2 separate regions of the Homo sapiens genome follow, and region 2 is linked to region 1. The links are chromatin loops, found by intact Hi-C in ENCODE. Cell type or tissue: IMR-90. All regions are shown on one strand. Links, peaks and the distances in the headings refer to the core of each region. The heading gives the core; the rest is flanking DNA.

The links. A loop is a pair of places that touch in the nucleus more often than their neighbours do. Peaks named below come from ENCODE experiments on the same cell type or tissue, not always from the same donor. Only the 100,000 strongest peaks of a DNase experiment are listed, where the experiment ranks them.
Region 2: it touches region 1 in a loop (7-fold over the local background); 2 of 110 quality-filtered maps call a loop at or near these places.

Annotation. Positions count from the first base shown.
Region 1 is chr4:176,776,035-176,786,915 of GRCh38, reverse strand. All of the region lies in intron 1 of VEGFC (vascular endothelial growth factor C), which reads left to right. Among named protein-coding and RNA genes, the nearest start is that of VEGFC, 11 kb to the left of the region's middle. In IMR-90, for the core only: no CTCF peak of the experiment used is centred there; DNase peaks (open chromatin) are centred at 8,185 and 8,645; H3K27ac peaks cover 3,130 bases.
Region 2 is chr4:176,675,245-176,686,125 of GRCh38, reverse strand. VEGFC (vascular endothelial growth factor C) reads left to right here. Exons shown (of 7, transcript NM_005429.5): 7 at 2,086-2,588. The coding sequence ends at 2,200. All of the region lies in intron 2 of HAFML (HuR (ELAVL1) associated fibroblast migratory lncRNA), which reads right to left. Among named protein-coding and RNA genes, the nearest start is that of HAFML, 27 kb to the right of the region's middle. In IMR-90, for the core only: no CTCF peak of the experiment used is centred there; no DNase peak of the experiment used is centred there.

The sequences.
Region 1 (10,881 bases), core at 1,956-9,955:
TAGCCCTGTTCCACAGGCCTTCCTCCATTGCTTTATTGCCTTGGGGCTGCCTGGAAGAGGCAGGGAAAGGTAATCCAGGAATTCAAGAAAGAAGCCATGTGGATGCTCCTAATTCCTTTTTACCCATTAGTACCAGGTTTATTTGCTCTTTAATCTACTTCAACTCATGTTAATCAGTTCTTACTAGTGGCAGCTTCAGTTCTAAGCAGGAAATTACAGTTCAGTGTGTGATGCAAAAAATGTAGAGTGAGTGATCTTGTCTATAACAAGCTTATAATCATTTTGGAGAAAATAAATTTACTCATTAAAAATACTACAAGTGAATTAAACTATAAATCCAGACCATGTAAGTGGTTTTGTAAGAGAGTCTTGTGAGTTACCACCAGTTGTTGGCTAGCCTTCTGGGAGTTGCATGGGCAGGCCTGGGAAAGGTGGAATGATATGAGACCCAATGTTAAAAATGAGTAGATGCTAATTACAGAAATGGGGGAGAGAGGGATGTTTTGAATATTGAAGAATGACAGCAAAGTACAGAGGAAGTAAAGGTCAGGGATATTTGGGGAACTAGAAGCAAACCCTTTGGTGCAAAAGTCAAGAGCTTTAAGGGAAACTGAAGGGAGCATGGTGGGAAGTGTGAAAACCAAAGAGAAAGTCTGAGTTTGAGTTGAAAGCAGCAGGAGCCAATGAAGATTCTTTAGTGGTATGCTGAAAGTGAGGTTTTTAAGGAGCTTAACCTGGCATTGTTGCACAGAAGTGTCTAAGAAAGCTGACCAGAAGCTTCTCAGAAGCTTCTCAGAAGCCATTTTCAACTGCAGGGTTTCTTAAAGTGTCTGGCAGTGACTCTGCCTTTCTCATTACAGTGGCCACCCATATATGGTATTCGAACTCCTCTATATGCTCCTGATTGCTGGCGATGATAGTGGTGATTACTTTTGACTTACTGTAGGCACCCATCATTGTGCTATCTGGATACATTTACAAAAGTATAGAAATAGACATCTCTGCCATTATGGTTTGCATTCCAAACGAAGCAAGCAGTGTAAACAGTGGTCATGCTTAGATACACATACACAGAACCCCCCACACACATATTCATGCATACACCGCTTAATAGTTCTTCAGACTGCCAAGTGTGACTTACGTGTTCTTTCTTGCATGGTTAAGAATTTGTAGACAGTTCATTGAAATAGAATATTTAGACAATCAGAAGTGTACAAGATTAGAATCTCTATATTTGCACACACATTTATTTGTAGGTCAGTGGGCAATTGAAAAAAAAGAGAAGGAGAGAACCCTAAAGTGTCCTGGAAATTCCTGCTTTTTAAAATCTGCTAAAAATGAGACCAGAAAGGTGGGAGTGGGGATGTGAGGAGGTGGGTAAACTACCAAATAAACAATATAAATACTTTGGCTGTTCTTATAAAAGGTTTTTTTAAATATGGTGGAATAATTTACTCAAACTCAAGAGATGCCACCTACTAGAGAAAGGACATACTGAAAGAGGAAATATTCAAATGCACAACTTTGTGTAAAAGGTAATACTTACAAGTTTAAAAGACTCACTTCTAAAGAAGTTTGGCTTCAACCTGTCCTCATTTGGACAGGTGGAAAGATGTATATTTTGGGGTAGACCAGAAAGATGTGGTTTGACTTCTATAGTTGAAAGGTTTCTATTTAGACATTTATTTTGTAATTTAATTTACCTAAAACTTCATCCCTAAATTACCATTTTCTCTTACTTTTATGCAATAGTAAAGTATGCAGTCATAAGTGATAAAGGCTGGGATCAAAGCTAGCTATTTTGCTAACTGCAGAACCTATGCACTCTGTTTACACTGCCTGTGATAGCGCCTGGAAGAACTCACTGCCAATATTTCTGCTTGTTTCAGTCACATAACTGTTGCTTGTGTCAGTGACGTAACTTGTTTAGAGATGCAGTGCAGTGGATAAGAGCACAGGGTATGGACATGCCTTTCTGTATTCATGTCCTGAGGATGCCTCTTAGTACCTGTGTGACCTTGGACAAGTTACTTAGTTTCTCTCTGCTTCTTTGTAGCACAATGAGTAGATGCTAATTTTTAATTTTTAATTTTTTCTTTTTCTTTGTGTCTGTTTTGTGTATTTAGTTACTTTATCTTTTTTTTTTTTTTTTTTTTTTTGAGACAGACTCTGGCTCTGTAGCCCAGGCTGGATGGAATGCAGTGGTGCTATCTCAGCTCACTGCAAGCTCCGCCTCCCAGGTTCACGCCATTCTCCTGCCTCAGCCTCCTGAGTAGCTGGAACTACAGGTGCCCACCACCACACCCAGCTAATTTTTTTTTTATATTTTTTTAGTAGAGACGGGGTTTGACCATGTTAGCCAGAATGGTCTCAATCTCCTGACCTCGTGATCTGCCCGCCTCGGCCTCCCAAAGTGCTGGGATTACAGGTGTGAACCACCACGCCCAGCCTAGTTACTTTATCCTTTTAAAAGTCCTCTTCCAAAATGTAGAATATAATTAATGCCTGCTTAATCAGGTTGTTTTGAGGATAAGAATGTGTATATAGGCCAGGTGTGGTGGCTCACGTCTGTAATCCCAGCACTTTGGGAGTCTGAGTCAGGTAGATCACTTGAACCCAGGAGTTTGAGACCAGCCTGAGCAACATGGGGAAAACCCTATCTCTACAAAAAATAGAAAAATTAACTGGGCATGGTGACACGTGCCTGTATTCACAGCTACTCTGGAGGCTGAGGTGAGAAGATGGCTTGAGCCCAGGAGGCGGAGGTTGCAGTGAGTGAGCTGAGATCACCCCACTGCACTCCAGCCTGGGCAACAGAGTGAGACTCTGTTTCAAAAAAAAAAAAAAAAAAACAGCATGTGCATACATATAAAGCCCTTGGAACCATGATTGGCATATAGTAAGCTTTCTGTAAATTTGTGTTAAATAGATAGTCTTCATGATCAGAAAACAAACAAAGAATATAGCATGTAAGTACTATGTCCTAGACATATGACATAACTGTGATTCTTCAGCACCTTGCAACTAATTTATTAAATTTTTAAAATTATAAATTACTGACAATTTTCCCAATTTCTAAAATATAGCAAGAGGATATAATACTGATGTTTGATTTTGAAACAGGTGAAGGAAATGCAGGGTGTTTAATCATTCAGTGTCTGGAGGCTACATACTGTAGTTCTGCCTATAATATGTTCCCACTTCCCCTGGGTGCCGGGGTTTGTTCCTCTCCTGGAGGGCAGCACAGGTGTCCATAGACCACACCAAACCAAAGAATCTGGGATGATGCTGTCTCCTTATGTGCTTCATTCATACTTAGGTCATTTGGCTGTAAAGGATTTTGGTACACATAAGCTTTTTATAATGCCATATAATTTAATATGAACTCATCTTGAATATATTCAGAGCATATACATTTTCAAGTTTAAATGTTTATTAATGAAACATGCTAATGTTGCTACTTTGATGTGTAAATATCTCATCTATATTATTGCCACAAAAAATAAATATGCATTCTAAATTTACAATGAAATCATCACAGAATACCTAAAATATCAACAATTTCACTGAGGAAAATATAAAGAAAACTTAAGGGGAGAATGCTATATGCCAGAGTTAAACTTGTGTGAATTTGTTTAGGAAAATGTGATTGCACTGTTCCTAAGGGACCCTCTTCCAGAATGGTAACTAGTACAGCGTGTGCTGTCTGAGATGTGCGGACACTGGGACACTGGGATGAATTATGGAGTAGATACTTTCCTTCTCTGAGAGTAAGCTGATTTGCTTGAGTACTCTAGTTTATTCCAAATAGTTGATTTTGTTTGGTGGTTCTCTTTGTCAATTTGCCAGTCAGTGCTGTGACTTGCGTGGTTACCCTGTGCTGAAGACTACAGTGCTGGGGGCATTGGAGGCCCGTGAGCAGACAGGAAAAAGGGAGGAAAAATCAGTGGTGGACACACTTCCCAGCTCTTGAACAGCTGACAGCATATTTTTTTGATTCAGTAACATCCAGAAAGTATTCACTTCCCTAGGATTCCAGTGCAGATGTTAGTTGGAGTATTTTAGAACTTTTGACCAGATACCACATTTTTAAACAGAATTTTTTTTCTGACTGGAACTGGAACAAAGCACTAAACACTAAATAGACCCTCAGGTAGTATGTAAGTACATTAAAAATTAGATAATACTATATTATTCATTCACATCTCTATGGAGATACTGTATCATCTTTTTAAAAGCAATTTTCGTATTAATATTTGTATTTCAGAATTAGAATTGTATGTAAGCATATAATAAAATGAAGCTTTATAGTTCAGTGCTATTATGTTTTCCCAATTATAGAATTCAAATTAACATTTTAATGTGATTTTCTTCATAGTAATTTTTCATTGTCACACTAATTTATTTTTCTCTCAACTTTTTTTTATTTAAAAATTTTTTTTTTTTTTAATTTGAGACAGGCCTCACTCTATTTCCCAGGCTGCAGTGCAGTGGCATGAACGTGGCTCGTTGCAGCCTCCGCCTCCTGTACTCAAGTGATCCACCTACCTCAGCTTCCCAAGTAGCTGGGATCACAGGCACGTGCCACCCCACCCAGCTATTTTTTAAAATTTTTTGTAGAAATGAGGTCTCACTAAGTTGCCCAGGCTGCTCTCAAACTCCTGGGCTCAAGTGATCTGCCTTGGCCTCCCAAAGTGCTGGGATTACAGGCATGAGCCGCTGTTCCAGCCTAATTTCTTTTTCTCTTACAAGTGCTTTGCTTACATTTTTATTGTTAGAAACAGGATTCAAATAACTGCTTATTTAATATTCTTTTTATGTAGAAGAAACAGTCTTGAACTTGATAATACTTTTGGTTCCAACTTGTTAAAATATTGGAAAAGGATGAAACATTTGTGAAAATAATCAGACCTTGGCACTGCGGTAGTTGAGGAAGAGTCATGCGTGTGAGTGAGTGCCACTCTGAGACAGGCAGCACTTTCTCCCTTGTGGTAATTGAATAGGGTATGGGAAGCCGACTACTTAATCTGCTTCAGGCAAGCAGTGTTCAAAGTTTAACGCCCTTTTACTGAAATGACAAACATAATCACCTTACCTAAAAGGATGTGTGGGTAATGATTTTACCAAATAGTTCACTTGGTGAACAATAGTGAAAACAGTTCACCTTCCCTTGTCTTTGTTTACAATTAAATGAGCCCCTCCAGGTCCCTCCCTGCCCCAAGAGTGGATGAATTTGGCAAATCAGACTGAAATGTTAAAGAAAATGGTCTTGACTACTCTGTTTTAACTGAAGTGACCACACAGCTGCCATGAATCCTGTGATTGAATTCCTATAACCTGTAAAAGGGATTGTTATTTCCACTCACTCCAAATTTCTTGGAAGTAGCTAGTTGATATCAGATACCAGATGCGAGGCTATTTTAAATCACTGTGATTTAATTTACTATAATATCATTGCCTACATGGAATATTTTTAATTCTTTCTTTTTGTTTGTGTCTGTTTTGTGTATTTAGTTACTTTATCCTTTTAAAAGTCCTCTTCCAAGTTTATGTTTTGAAAAAAGAGAACACTTACTGAGATTCATGTTTGCTTACAGGTCATGACATTTATGACTTCCCTAAAAAACAAACTGATCCCTTTGTCTCAGAGCCAAATTTTAGTTTTAACATAATAGTGATTCATTGTTTGTTCTCTCTGAGTCCTAGATCTCTCTTTTAATTTTGGTGTCTGTCCATGCCAAATTAGAATTTTATTAAGGCCAAAATTATTCATGAGTCATGACCATCACACTTAACAATTGGGTAATTTGAAGCTGCTTCAGATACACATTAAAGCAAATAATGATGTCATAAATTTTAATGCAATATTTTTTTTCCTTTAATATTGGTAGCAGTGAAGCCTGCTCTGTTAGAGACCAATTCTGTTTTACTTTAGAAAAATGTACCTTTGTGCTCATGTCCATGAGAGCACAGTGTAGTTATTTTATTACTATAATATAGCACACAGTGACACATAACTTAGTAAATTAAAGATTGAAAATATTTAAAATTGGTGATTTTTTGTGCCATGTTGATTTGACATTTATTCTTCTATCTGTCTAAAACTAGGAGCAGTGCTAGTGTGACAGCCTCAAGTCATGTTAACACGACACACGTAGAAGACTGACGCTCGGGCTTCCTCTAGTGCAAAACACCTGAAATTCAAATTTTGCTTTTCTGTGCTATTTTCCTAATTAAATGTATCCTTGATGTTGAGTTTAACTTTATTACACCCCTGTTAAATATCTGCAATGTGTTGGGAAGGAGGAGGACACATATGCCTGATTTAAATTTAATATAACTGTATAGATATAATTTCATTTTCCATTCAATCATTGAAATGATATAAATTAATATATGTACAGCTAAAATTAAATCTGTGATGTCGAGATGAACTCCATGCTGTCCTTGGTGCACTGTGTATTACACATGGGTATTAAATGCGTGCTTAGTGCTTAGTGAATGGGTTAGAAGGAGTTTTTTTTTTTTTTTTTTGAGATGGAGTCTCGCTCTGTCGCCCAGGCTGGAGTGCAGTGGGGTAATCTCGGCTCACTGCAACCTCCGCCTCCCGGGTTCAAGCAATTCTCCCTGCTTCAGCCTTCTGAGTAGCTGGGATTACAGGCACGCACCACCATGCCAGGCTAATTTTTGTATTATTTAGTAGAGACTGGGTTTCACCCTGTTGGCCAGGCTGGTCTTGAACACCTGACCTCAGGTGACCTGCCCGCCTCTGCCTCCCAAAGTGTTGGGATTACAGGCGTGAGCCACCACACCTGGCCTAGAAAAGAGTTTTAATAGATACCCCTGTAAAATGCCAAGCAATCAGTTGCCATTACTAAGAACTGCAACAAGTTCCAGTTAAAGATGTACATGTTTAAGAGCTGTCGTTCTTTAATAAAATATGACCAAGATGTCTTAAACATGGGCTTTAATACATGTTACTGTGGGTTTCACTCCAACTTAATAGCACACAAAGTTCTGAAGACACATGATTTCACTGGTGGTACATTCGCACATTGTTTTCTGTCCATGTTTAAGTTCATTCTTGTCCAGAACAGTTTCTGGTTTTCTAAGCCTAACGTATTAACATTTGAGTTAATTAAATCGATAGGGAGCCTTTTATCTTTTTTTTTTTCCTATCTGGGGGCTTTGCTTTCGCACTGACATTAGCAGTTCCCTTCCTATGTGCAATAGGAAAATGTGCAGTCATTCCAGGAGCATGGTCTCCTCAGGAGGTTAAAAGTGATTGTAACTTAGAGGTTAATGTTTCACTCCAGAGGAAAGTGTTTCACCCCACTTGATGATGTGCCCCTGGGTGCTCACAGAAAGAGTAGTACTCTTTTTTAAACCAAAATTTTAGACACGTGTTATGCAAATCTTCTTTATAAATTACACATTCTTTTCTTTCCTTTTATTCTTTTACTCCAGTATACTATTTTGCAATTAAAACATTTTAAACTTCTTCCAGAAAAAAACTTCTTCCAATAACTTCTTACTTCAAACTACTTTTACTAATGACAAAATAACTATGTCCATCACAGTGAGGAATTATTCATTGTTTATACCACCTTGTATTACTTATATAAATATCATCCTATAAAAAATACTATATATTGGGACTAGATTTTCTTAAATTTAAATTTAAATTCTTTTGGAAAATCAGGTTCTATCAGCTCTGTTGTCTTTTCATCTCTAATTGTACATCTTCCCACTATTTTGATTTATACATGATGTTATTATATTAGGATAGCTTTGATTTTAATGTAATATTAGCTAGTTTTATGGCTTGAAAAACTTAGTACATAGACTATATTCATAAATACAGCACTATACATTCTAGCATATGGCGTGTGCACTTAATCTGAAGAATTAGACATTTTTTCCTGTTCTGTGATGATTGATTGATTGGTGGTGGGGGCAGAAGGTGGCCAGTCTTTGGCAACATGTAAAATTTTGTTAAAATTTTGTCAAACTGATTTATTCCATTGCTAAATTTTGAAATCAGCATTTTTTTAGGGGGAATATCTCGAGTTTATGAGGACAGAAAGAAATATTCTTAGAAAATTGAGAAGGTTTTGTCCCTGTACATGCAAACTAGGGGGTGTTTAGATCAGAGCAAATGTCTTGCAGCAGGGGTTGACGCCGGGCCATGTTTAGTCATCAAAGCATGACTTCTATTCTGGGAATGTGGTAATTGAGAGGTAAATATTATTTACAATAGCCCTTATAAATCTTTAGTTGTTCAACAAAATAACTTGCCATCAGAGTTAGATGATTTAGCTAAAATTATTTAATTGGGTTATTCCTACTTGATCCAACATTTGATTATAATATATGTAGTAGCGTTAAATAATTTGGGATTTCTGGCCTCTGGCTGGCTGTTGAAGACTTTTTGTTGGTGGCGGGGGGCATCCTAAGGAACAACTTGCCCTCTACTAGCATTCTTTACTAGAAAAAGCTCCTATTTACTTGTTTTTTTTTTCCTAAATATGTGTTTTATTTCCTTTTGGCATTGTCTTTCTTGCTCCCAATTATAATTGTGAGCAAATAGCAATCGAAATTCTGTGTAACTTCCAGCACAGTTTAGTCATCAGAGCTTGCCAGCAAGTATGTCTATTGTGAGGAAACTGCATTTGCCACAGCTAGACCATCAGCAAGTGAAGTCGTATTGTCCTCTGTTTTGTAGTTGTTTTTTCCTATTTATGCTTTACTCTGATTCAAGTTCAGCATCTCAGTGATCATAATTGTGGGGAAAAAAATTCATTTTGAACTATAAACAGAAAAGATACCAAGTTGTTGTATTTGAAAGATTATTTTAGAATGTGGTTATACCTTCAAGTAAAATAAGCTGTAAAATAAGCTGAAGAACCATATATTTAGGCACATTTTGACTATAAAATAGATCCTCTACATATAACAAGAATAGCTTTTTTTTTTTTTTTTTTTTTTTTTTTTTTTGAGACAAAGTCTTGCTCTGTCGCCCAGGCTGGAGTGCAGTGGCACAATCTTGGCTCACTGCAAGCTCCACCTCCTGGGTTCATGCCATTCTCCTGCCCCAGCCTCCCGAGTAGCAGGGACTACGGGTGCCCACCACCATGCCCAGCTAAGTTTTTGTATTTTTAATAGAGACAGGGTTTCAATGTTAACCAGGATGGTCTCGATCTCCTGACCTTGTGATCCGCCTGCCTCGGCCTCCCAAAGTGCTGGGATTACAGGTGTGAGCCACGGAGCCTGGCCTATATATAACAAGAATTGCTTTTATATGTCTATATGTCACTTCATAATATTTGTTTATTATTTAGCTAGTTATTGCCTATAAGCCAGTATTTAGGTATTATATAAAATCTGAGGAAAACAGTTCTATAAGATTCAGTAAAATTCCAATTCTATAAGATTCCAAGATGTAAAGTGTTTTAGGTATTTAAAAGTTTTATATAGACAATAGTGACTCATTTGTTATGGTATATGAATATAGACAAGAACTTAGACTGAAGCAAAAAATAACAATTAGTTACATAGCTATTTCAAAGCCCATGCAGTAGTTTTTTGTTTGTTTGTTTGAGACGGAGTCTCGCTGTCTCGGCCAGGCTGGAGTGCAGTGGTGCGATCTCGGCTCACTGCAAGCTCCGCCTCCTGGGTTCAAGCCATTGTCCTGCCTCAGCCTCCTGAGTAGCTGGGACTACAGGCGCCCGCCACCACGCCCGGCTAATTTTTTGTATTTTTTTTTAGTAGAGATGGGGTTTCACCATGTTAGCCAGGATGGTCTGGATCTCCTGACCTTGTGATCCACCCACCTCGGCCTCCCAAAGTGCTGGGATTACAGGCGTGAGCTACCGCACCCGGCCAGTAGTTTTTAATGTTCAGTGAAGTTAAAACATCTCCCGTCCAGTTATGCTGTGTAATAAATATTAAAGCAGGAGATATTAGAACAATACAACACTTACTGTGCTATTTATAATTTAAAATATTAAAGATAAATAATGGAATAACTATAAATATTGATACTATGATAAAACTTTTAGCATGTCTAAGTTGTTCATTTTGATAGATACAAAAAACCAAAGCCAAGCAAAATAAAACACACCTAAAACTTTATGAATGTTAACAATTTTCTATTTTTGCCATAAATCTTTGGCCGTTGCACCATATTTTATTGAATAAAGGACAGTTGTTAAGCTAGGGCTTGGTCCACTGTGTGTCAGTATCAGGATGTGATGATTCTTTTCTGACCCATATTCTTCTCTCTCTTTGGCTTTGGTTCTCTTGTACGACTCTTCTGTAGGTGGCCTTGGCCACACCTGTGAAATATAGGGCACAGTTGTGCTGCTTCTACTCATTGTGAACTTGATCATATGTTTTGTATTGTGCCTCTCTTCATTGGCTCCTTTTTATTTTAGTGTAATTCAAAGTGTTAATTGGAGGTTTTAAATGTAGTTTTGACCAAATTGTGTTTGAGGTCACATGTACCCAGTTTAAAAAACGAAGAAAAAAATTCAACTCACTTCCCAGCGTCCTTTGCAGCTAATGTTGCCCTCGAATAGTTCTTGCTCATAAGAGAAAATCTAGCAGGGATTTATGGGAAAACTTTTGCTTTTTTTTGCTAAGGCACTGCTTTTCTTCTTGTTCCCTTATTTCCTTCCATGGAAATCAGAAAATGTTTTATAATTTTAAAACTTTACCTTTGTTTCTCAAAATAACACTTTCAGACTTATGTAAAGCAAGATTTTAATAATTAATATGTTGCCTCGATTATGGAGTAACTTTCCAAAGTTGTACTATCATGATCTTAATTTATTGACCCTTAGGGTTAAGATAATTTGTGTGTTTATAACCTAACATTCT
Region 2 (10,881 bases), core at 1,426-9,425, 100 kb after region 1:
TACTTAATTTTCAGACCATTTGTTTTTAATCACTTTCACTGGATTCTCTTTTTACATCCATTCTTTACATATGGGTAGATAATGTTCTTTTTAACAGAAAAAAGCTTGTATTTCATTTATTTACTATCTTCACTAATGTTCATTATTATTTTTCCACAGTATATAACGAGTTCATCTTTTTATTCTCAAGAGTTTTGTGTCCTTATTTTAATGTATATTTTTGGTGGTTTTCCTAAACTAATATTTTAGCTACTGGATAAAAAGGCTTTAGTGGATCTGGCTATCTCATTGATTATATTTTTCTTCCCTTATACTGCAAAGTACATCATAGGTATAATTTTATTTTGAGAAAGAACTATATTCCAATTTTACCTATATATTCCTACTGTAATAACCAAGAGGACATTTCAAAAATGTATATGCTACTATTTTCAGAAGGATATAGATACTAAATCTTTTTAAGCCTTATTAAACTATGTTTTATATTGAATTCTTATTGAGTGAATTTAGTATACATTGAAAAATCTGAAATTCTTATGTCTGCATACCTACTTTTCTACAGAATTATATGAACACAGACAATATTTCTATCATTGCATTTCTCCTAATACTATACATTCTTTCAAAAAGACTCTGTTTACTGCAACTCATCCTAGATTCATTTTTCTAAGTGTATAATTCCAAGCTTTGTGATATAAATTGGAGCAAAAGAGAAAATATCATATTTTGAAAATATATATTCTCCTCATTCTCTCTTAATATCTATTACAAAGTGCAGTAGGCAGAGTATATATTCTTTGGTTCATTGCCTTAATTAACAGCTTTTATGGATCATTAAGTATCATATCCCTTTTTAGTAGAGGAATACCAGTAGTCATAACTATGAATTTGCATTTGCAAAGTTTAAGAAAAATTAACTAGACATGCTTTCTTTTCTAGAGCCAAATAAATGAAATGTCAAAACCAAATTGTGTAGGGTTTTTTATAGCACACTTTTGATTTCCACCTCAGGTCATCTTGCACTTTTCCCTTTACACCTATTCCCACACATTAGGCATGCTCATACTCCAAAATGTTTTTAAAAGATAGCTCCAATTCTCACCAGGCGTGGTGGCTCACACCTGTAATCCTAGCACTTTGGAAGGCCAAGGCGGGCAGATCACTTGAGGCCAGGAGTTCAAGACCAGCCCAGCCAACATGGCAAAACCCTGGCTCTATGAAAAATACAGAAACTTAGCCAGGCGTGGCCACACATACCTGTAATCCCAGCTACTCGGGAGGCTGAGACACAAGAATGGCTTGAGCCCAGGAGGCGGAGGTTGCAGTAAGCTGAGATTGCCCCACTGCGCTCCAGCCTGGGCGACAGAACAAGACTCTGTCTCAAAAAATGAAGCCTCAATTCACTGGAGCAACAGGGCAGGAGACACACTGACCAATTGATAATTTGTCCTCTCACCGCTACTGGAAACTGGAAGTCTAGGATGGGAGGAAGGGGACCCTCGCTGCTGAGTATTGTCCTTCTCACCTCCCTGCCCCAGAATGCCTCTGTTTCACCTGGAGCCAAGGTGGAAAGGAAGAGTTAGTCACCGTCATGCAGCCAGCTGCCAAGTAGAGACACAAGAGTGAGGGTGGGGCTGCTCACTGAGGACCACAGTTCTGCCAACATGGCTGGGTTTAATTGCCTGGAAGTCTGGGTCCCATACAAGTCCCAGACTCATGTGAATTCTGCCATGCTTATGTGATCACAGTAAGTCAGCAGACCTTCAGTGTTCACTTTCAGAATTTCTGTTTTATGTTTCTTTCACCCATGAAGCAAAGAGCACTTCAAAGGAACTAATGCTTACAATACCTCATCCTTCCATTTGTTATATCAGCAAGCAAGACTTTTATTTTAAGGCTTTTCCATTCCTCTTAAATGTTGTAATTCTAAGCAGAAACAAACTTTTTTAAACCTATGAACAATTTCGTCATAAAATTAGTAATTTTATTCCAGTCTGAAATTTAAAAACACAGAAATACCTTGGTAGCATGATGAATCCATTGCCTTGATCTTTAACGTAAGTGTGTTCTTGTTTGTTCTCCTAGCTGTTACAGACGGCCATGTACGAACCGCCAGAAGGCTTGTGAGCCAGGATTTTCATATAGTGAAGAAGTGTGTCGTTGTGTCCCTTCATATTGGAAAAGACCACAAATGAGCTAAGATTGTACTGTTTTCCAGTTCATCGATTTTCTATTATGGAAAACTGTGTTGCCACAGTAGAACTGTCTGTGAACAGAGAGACCCTTGTGGGTCCATGCTAACAAAGACAAAAGTCTGTCTTTCCTGAACCATGTGGATAACTTTACAGAAATGGACTGGAGCTCATCTGCAAAAGGCCTCTTGTAAAGACTGGTTTTCTGCCAATGACCAAACAGCCAAGATTTTCCTCTTGTGATTTCTTTAAAAGAATGACTATATAATTTATTTCCACTAAAAATATTGTTTCTGCATTCATTTTTATAGCAACAACAATTGGTAAAACTCACTGTGATCAATATTTTTATATCATGCAAAATATGTTTAAAATAAAATGAAAATTGTATTATAAGCTGCTAAGTTCAGTCCATTATCATCTTACATGATGAACGAAAACTACTATCATGAAGACACTGATCTTTCTCTGCCCTTTTTTGTTCTCTAACCAGATGTCACATATGTATTACTATGATAAAAAGTATGATCCTGTGAAAGAGAGTGTCAGAGGACAACAGAATGCTATTGCTTCATCTCTTATATGTTTAATGATTATAAACATTTTAGTACATGATACTTTTGAATTTATGACCAAGTGAATCAATATGAAACATCTTGTAAGATAGACTACTTAGCATTGTGATTAAAAGTCATTCAGTGCTCTGAGAACATTCAGAATCTTACGTTGGTAGAAAATCCTGCAGTATATATTAAAATGGCTTTAAATATTTTCTCAAAAATAATCTTTTCCAAATATTTGACTTTTTCTGGCCAGCTAAAATACTTTTTGTGAGTGGAAGTGCTCCTATCCAATACATTTTAAAAAAAAACTAAAAATAATATTTAAATACTCATGCATGTTTAAAAGGAAACATTTCAGCCACACAATTGAAGTGCTTGTTTCATTTTCAAAAAGGCATTACACTAAAATACCTTTATCTTTTTTTTTTTTTTTCTTCAGATAGTGTTGCTCTGTTGCCCAGGCTGGAGTGCAGTGGCGTGATCTCAGCTCACTGCCCCTAACCTCTGCCTCCCGGATTCAAGTGATTCTCCTGCCTCAGCCTCCTGAGTAGCTGGGATTATAGGCACGTGCCGGCACACCTGGCTAATTTTTGTATTTTTAGTGCAGATGGGGTTTCACCATGTTGGCCAGTCTGATCACGAACTCCTGACCTCAAGTGATCCACAGACGTCGGCCTCAAAGTGCTGGGATTACAGGCATGAACCACCGTGCCCAGCCTAAAATACCTTTTACTAAAACAAAGATTTTGCCTGCATAAATAAAACCAAATAAGTGGTTTGTTCGTTGACAGAGAATTATATACTGGTACATCATAACTACTGTATAAAAATAATTAGTCCTGAAAAGAGAAAATATTCCTCATAAGCATGTAAAGGTAGCACATTAATTTAACTAAAACATTTTTGTTTTTTTGAAACGGAATCTCGCTCTGTTGCCCAGGCTGGAGTGCAGTGGTGCGATCTCGGCTCACTGCAAGCTCTGCCTTCTGGGTTCAAGCCATTGTCCCGCCTCAGCCTCTCGAGTAGCTGGGACTACAGAAGCCCACTAAAACATTTTTAACTGGTATAGGTGACAAATCAGTATGATACAAAATATCAGTATCTATATATTTTGCTACAAAATAATGTTTTCTTTCAAACTGTTTAATTAGGAAGTCAGTGCCCTGAAAATATCCTGTTTTCAATACTAACTTTAAAAAATGGTTTTAGTGCAATGGTTACTGAATTCCAGCTGTGTGCTCTGTACAGCATTATCATCTAGTTCATGAAGTAAAGTTGTTTATGTCCTGGAAAAGGAAAGCAGTCTTCCAAAACACTCTCATTTACGAATTATAGACTATTTTTCTATTTTTTAGTAACAATGGCTCTGAAGCTTGTCAGCAGTCAACATATGCATTGGGCATTCTACATACTGGCTAAGGTCTAGAAAGTTTTCAAACTTAAGAATAGTTAAAAAAAAAAACTTTGAAAAGTAAATTTGACAATGGGTGATTACAAAACGAAAATTGAGATCAAAATAACCTCTTTTCATCTTATAGGGAATCACAATCCCTAGTGTATAAAATGCTCATCATCTTTGAAATTCAGCTAAGATTCATTTTTTCATCTTATTTGAGCCAAAAGGAATATAAATAAACATTACATAATCTGTTACTGTTGATCTGGCCAATCATTTTTACATTTGATATATTCATTAATTTTTAAGCTAAATTAGGAGTAAAATATATTCTAAGTTTCAGTAAGCACCCTGAGGCCATGTAAAGAATAGTAGAACCTGATACAATGACTGTCATACGTTATCAGGTTTGAAAACAAACTAAACCGTGTGCTAAACATTAGTTTTTTGGGGTAAACCAAAGAATGAAAACACGAAATCAAAAACTAAAGCCTGAATCATGCCAGAAAAACTATTTAATCTTGTCCCTGGAGATGTAATAATTTTGACCAAAAGTGAGAGTATCGTAAACAAAGATAATATATTGCCGAAGATACTTGCAAACAATTTTATGTGGACCATAAAAATCCCTCTTCAACACATTATAATGAGTGAGATGTTGTGTAGCCAGTGAAGAAAATGGACTAAAGATAAAGCTAAACAATTAATTAGATTAACAAATATGATGCAGCAAAAAAGCTAAAAACTACAGTGAGAATGTTCATAAACTTTGCAGGAAAGTCCTGAGATGCCAATTCAGTCAACCTAAGTGATAAAGTTAAGAAAACTCTGGAAGCTCGCAGCAGTTATTATCTTAAAGCAGTTAGTATATTCCAAATCTTAGAAAGTTTATAAACAGAATTTTATGTCCAGAAACCTAATAGCACATACTCCTTTTAAAAGACTCAAGGAAAAATTGTTTTGGTGAGCAGTTGTGTAAGAGTTAGCGTCCAGATTTTTTGGGGGAAAGCTTTTGACATTTACTAACTGCTTGGCTGAAACAGATTCCATTATTAGAATTTCTAAAAATAACCTTTGTTCTTTGTATTCACACCACTCAAAACAAGTTTGAGTGGCAAATATAAGACTGAATTCACTGACGTACCTAGAATGCACTTTAAAGAAAAGAGAAAGGGTCATGAACTTATCTCTAGGCACTAGGCTTTCTCAAGGGATACCCCGCTTATGAAGGAATTTTACTCAGTGGATGAGAGAGAAGAAACAGACACAACAGGTGAGAGAGTTCATATTACAGCAATTGTTTCATACATTTGCTGTATGAATACGGCAAAGCTTATGAAACTCCTTACCTACATACTGAAGCTCCCATGTTTATCTGTCTAGGAAGTGCTGGGGCTAAGAGAATACACAGGTCTCTCGGCCCACACTCTTCTACATTGCTATGCTGTCCCCAAGATCTGAGCTTTCATTAGCAGGTTTTCCAAAGGATATTTTTTAGGGACTTTACCTTTTAAATTAAAAATGAGAATAGCATAAAAATAGTATTTCACTCTGCTACAGAAGAAAGAGCAGGAATGTGTCTGATTTTTTCTAGATGAATTCTAGAAAGTCCTGAATAAATCCAAATAAAAGTGTCTATCGTACACCCAAACAACAATTTAAGGAAGTCAGTGACACATATCGTGTCATAAAGTAATTAATTATGAAAGAATTACTAATTTATCTGTTCGTATGTTTGAATTATTGGTATATATGGATTTTTTTTTTTTTTTTAAGAAGGAGTCTCGCTCTGTAGCCCAGGCTGGAGTACAGTGGTGCGATCTCGGCTCACTGCAAGCTCTGCCTCCCAGGTTCACGCCATTCTCCTGCCTCAGCCTCCCAAGTACCTGGGACTACAGGTGCCTGCCACCATGCCCGGCTAATTTTTTGTATTTTTAGTGGAGACGGGGTTTCACCGTGTTAGCCAGGATGGTCTCGATCTCCTGACCTCATGATCCGCCCACCTCGGCCTCCCAAAGTGCTGGGATTACAGGTGTGAGCCACCGCGCCCTGCCCTATATGGATATTTTTAAAGTGGGGAATAACTATCTGCTAGCTTATGGAAGTGTGAGCCAGTTTCATATGTTCTTTTCATTACATAACTAACAACTCGTTGTCTAAAGAAGCATACTGTAATAGAAGGAGCTCTGGATTGGGAATCCTAAACTAAGTTTTTAATCCTTACTTTTCTGTGTCCCTAGGCAAATCACCACCTCCCGAGTCTCAGCATGTTAATCTGTGAAGGAAAGAGTTGGATTAAAATTGTGTATGAAATCCTGGCTCTGAAGTTACAAAGTTTGTTCTAAACTATGTACAAGGGGAAAGCAAAACCAGAACATTTTAAGAACTCCAGGGACACAGCATTCTTGAGATTACTGACCCCATTAAGAGGAAATATTTATCTTTTAAAAATGTTGCATGTAAAAAAATTATAAATGAAAAACATATCAGCCTTATACTATAATTCTAATTCTACTTCTTAAATCCTAACACATTTCCATAGCTCAAAGCATCATTCTTCCTGATTTCTTCATATCAAAGGTGATATGGATAAAGACTTTGAAAAATTTATTTTCAAACATCTTGAAAAAAATTAAACCATGAAACTTTCATAAGGAAGGAAAAATTAAGACTTCTCGTGCATGCCTTCCAAAGCTCAATCAGATGCACATATACTGTATTCAGTCCAGGCAAGGCCTTTGAAGCAAAAATCAATTTCTAATGTTGTTACCATATGGCATTCTGATGATAGGATTTCATTAGGGATTGGACCTTTGTTTCTGGGATTTGACATCTATATAATTGTAAGTACAGAGGTCAAAATGTTGAATACTACCCATAGACTCACCCACCAGGACTGATTATATATCAGACTTGATGAAACATGACGATGACTGTCCACACTACCAGCAATAACTGTTTTGATTGGATAGAAATGATGGTGAAACACTGTTAAAAACTTTTTAAAAATTCACTGAGTAATGAATTTCCAGCTAAGAAAGAATTGAAAATGTCTCAAACCAAAATACTTAATTTTACAAAGAAAATTTCTGAATACTTTTAAAAAGAGAAAAAAGTTTTCAGGAATATTCAACACCATTGGACTTTATAGCAATATTTTTAATGTGCCATTAAAGTCATGTGGAATTTTTTTCATTATTTTAAGGCAGCTGTGCATCCTCTTAGCCTTTTTGAAAATTCATTTTCTTATATTCAAATGTATATAGTTTATATAGCTCTGTTCAGTAATTTTTTTTTTAAGACAGAATCTCACTCTATCACCAAGGCTGTAGTGCAGTGGTATGATCTCAGCTCACTGAACCTCCACTTCCAGGGTTCAAGTGAGTCTCCTGCCTCAGCCTCCGAGTAGCTGGGATTACAGGCACTCGTCACCATGCCCAGCTGATTTTTGTATTTTTAGTAGAGATGAAGTTTCACCGTGTTGGCCAGGCTGGTCTCGAGTGGTCCTGACCTCAAGTGATTCGCCAGCCTTGGGTTCCCAAAGTGCTGGGATTACAGGCATGAGCTACCATGCCTGGTCCATTGAATTTCTTTATTGGAAATATGATTACACCTATAAAAAATGTAACTCTGTCCATTCAATTTTAAAAGGACTCCTTTTCTTTGATATTAGTGACGTCGCTAAACACACGCCATCCAGATTTCACAGAGCCCTTCCTAAATATGTAACAAATGGCTTCTCCCTGTTATTCACACTTCATATTTCCTTTCTATACAGGTTTTTTTCAAAGCACTAGTTTTTTTTTTTCTATATCACCTTCTCATCTTAAACAATATGATTTAACCCTTTATTATTTCTTTCTTTACACTCATACTCTAATGTTTCCACTCCACAATATTTTTGGCAACTGCTGCTCAATAATAGCTATCACAGGAAAAACAATACCAGGAATCAGATAAGATTTTGGAATCTTAAGTTCAAACATTCTCAGCTTCCTTCCTTTCTTTCCCAGGCTTTGGATTGACAGAATGATACCCATTTTAATACTGCACTTCTTAATTGTGATGATACCTTTGAAGCTCATTCTCCTCATAGAGCACGCAGTAAGTAAAGGGCCACAGACAAGCACTTGGACTTGCTAACAAAAGGGAGGGAAAAACGAAGGAAGAAAGGAAATGAAGAAAAGGAGAAAGTAGGAAGGAAAAATATGGAACAAAATAAGGAAGGGTGAGAAAGGAAAACAAAAGAGAAAAAGCAGGAACACTAAAATTTTAAGAAAACATGAGGGGGGTCTCATGACCTGTTGGGACAGGGATAGGGAAGGTGTGGTCACGTCTTGAAATGCACAGAGAAATTTCTGCAATTTGTGAACAAGAATGGTAAAGACAAAATTATATTATCTCTTCAGCAGTATTTGAATTGGATTGTGGTATTTATTAAGTAAATGAGATAAATACCGTGATGGTTGTTTGAAAATTTCAGTGGTAAAAGTCTGAAATAAAACAGTGAAAGGTATTTGGCATGAAATAACTTCATTCTTTACTTGTGCACATGGACACTCTAATGCCACATCATCTATGATTATTCATACAATGGTGTATTGCTTTTGAGAGAGCATGAAGAAACTAATAATTTCCTAATTTCTAGATTTAAAGCAGATGTTTTTACATGAAATTTTGGATCACCTGAGAATTTGGTTGTGATTTTTTTTTTCTAACAAGACATATGACTGGCTTGCTCTTTGTGTGAGAAATTTACAAGCTCAGTTGTCCCTATCATATTGATGAAGGACAGGCAAGCCCCAAAATTGGGGCTCAGCCAGGGAGGGTTCTTGGCTTCATCTAGGAAAGAATTCAAGGACAAGCCAGTGGTGTGAGACAGCAACTTTTATTGAAGCAGCAGCAGAGGTACTTCTCCTTGTGGAGCAGGGCTACCCCGTAGGCAGTGTGCCCAGAATAGCAGCCAAGAGGCAGTTCTGCAGTCATATTTATACTCACTTTTAATTACGTGCAAATAAAGGGGAAGTTTATAAAGGAATTTCTAGGATGAGCGTCGTAACTTCTGAGGTTTCAGGTCATTGTGGTGGAAAGCGGTGCTAACTTCCAGGTGTTGCTGTAGCAATGGTAAGCTGACATGGTACACTGGTGGGCCTGTCTTAGGGGGAGGTGCTTCTTCCCTGGACCTGTTTTAGCTAGTCCTCCATTTGGTCCAGTGTCTGAGCCCCACCTCCTACCTCAGTATCTGGGTGGGCAGTCAAGCTTGACAACTCACCCTCTAGGGCATGTAGGAAAGAGAACTCTTATTTGTCCACATCATGTGGTAACTTATTCCCTGGGCTTCCGGGAAACTAGAGCTTCAATAATGGAGGGATATTGGAGTTTGCAGAGTTCACTTAAACAATCATCAGTCTCTTGTCTGCATCTGAGATAATTCGAGGAATTTGGTTTAGACCTAGAAGGGGTTTTCAGTAATTGTAGAGGTCAACCTCTCATTTTTACAAATAAAGTTATGGACAGTCCTGAACTTTTAAGAATTCTTTCACCAAATTCATATGCCTTGATTCTCTCTTCTCTTATGAAAATTTATTTTACCAAGGACTTTGCATCTTCATACAGAGGTTTCCCTGTTTGATGCAAATCCAGATGCAAATAGATGCAAATCCAAATATGCCTAGGTTTTTCAGAAGGTTGCATTTTCAAACCCACTTTCCCTGGTAGAGCCTGGTAGAGTTTCCCTAACAGAATACCACAGGCTGGTGGCTTAAACAACAGAAATTTATGTTTTCACAGCTATGGAGGCTAGAAGTCCAAGATCAGGGTGCCATCCTGGCTGGTTTCTGGTGAAGCCTCTCTTCCTGGCTTCCAGATGGCCACCTTCTCACTACGTTCTCACATAGATTTTCTCTGTACATATGGAGAGAGAAAGAGTGAGATCTGGTATCTGTTCCTGTTCTTACAAGGACACCAGTACTGCTGGCTGAGGACCCCGCCTTTATGAGCTCATTTAACCTTAGTTGCCTCCCTGAAGGTCTTATCTCAAAATACATTAGAGGTTAGAGCTTGAACATATGGATTTGGGGGAGGGGACACAATTCAGTCCTTAGAAATCTTTGTGCCCAAATTTTAATTAGCAAGAAAAAGTCGAATATGAATCAAACATTTTGAAACCAATGAAAATATCCCAAGACAGTTAGAGTATCTGAGTAGTGTTGAGAGCTGGGGATAAAAGAAAAGTAAACAAGAATTTTACAATCTGGAGATTTGCAGAGAGAACAATTAGCTCAATTATTCAAGTTATACTGAAAACTCTACCTGAGAGAGCTTGTTGAAAAACGGCTTTACTGAGCTTGAAGTAAAAATGATAAAATATCTGTATGCATGAACTGGATTTTGCTCCGAAGTCGGACTTAAAAATAGCTGCCTTGATAGTCTGATGCCCCACATTGTAAGGAGCTTATATTTAATTCTAAACAATTGTTTGATGCTTTCATTCATTACCAATATAGTAACTAAATTACTGGAAGGAACTCTGGTGATAACTGTGGCAATCTATAAATGGTTTTCCAAGCAGAAGATAAAACTGATGGCCTCACTCCACACTGGGATTCTATGGGGGACCAAGAATCACAGCCACAGTTGTTGATTTCAAAGGGCAATTAATTCCTTGGTTGCTGGTTACAAAATTCACAATTATTTTAAAGGTTAGAACAGTGCCTGATTCATAATAAGC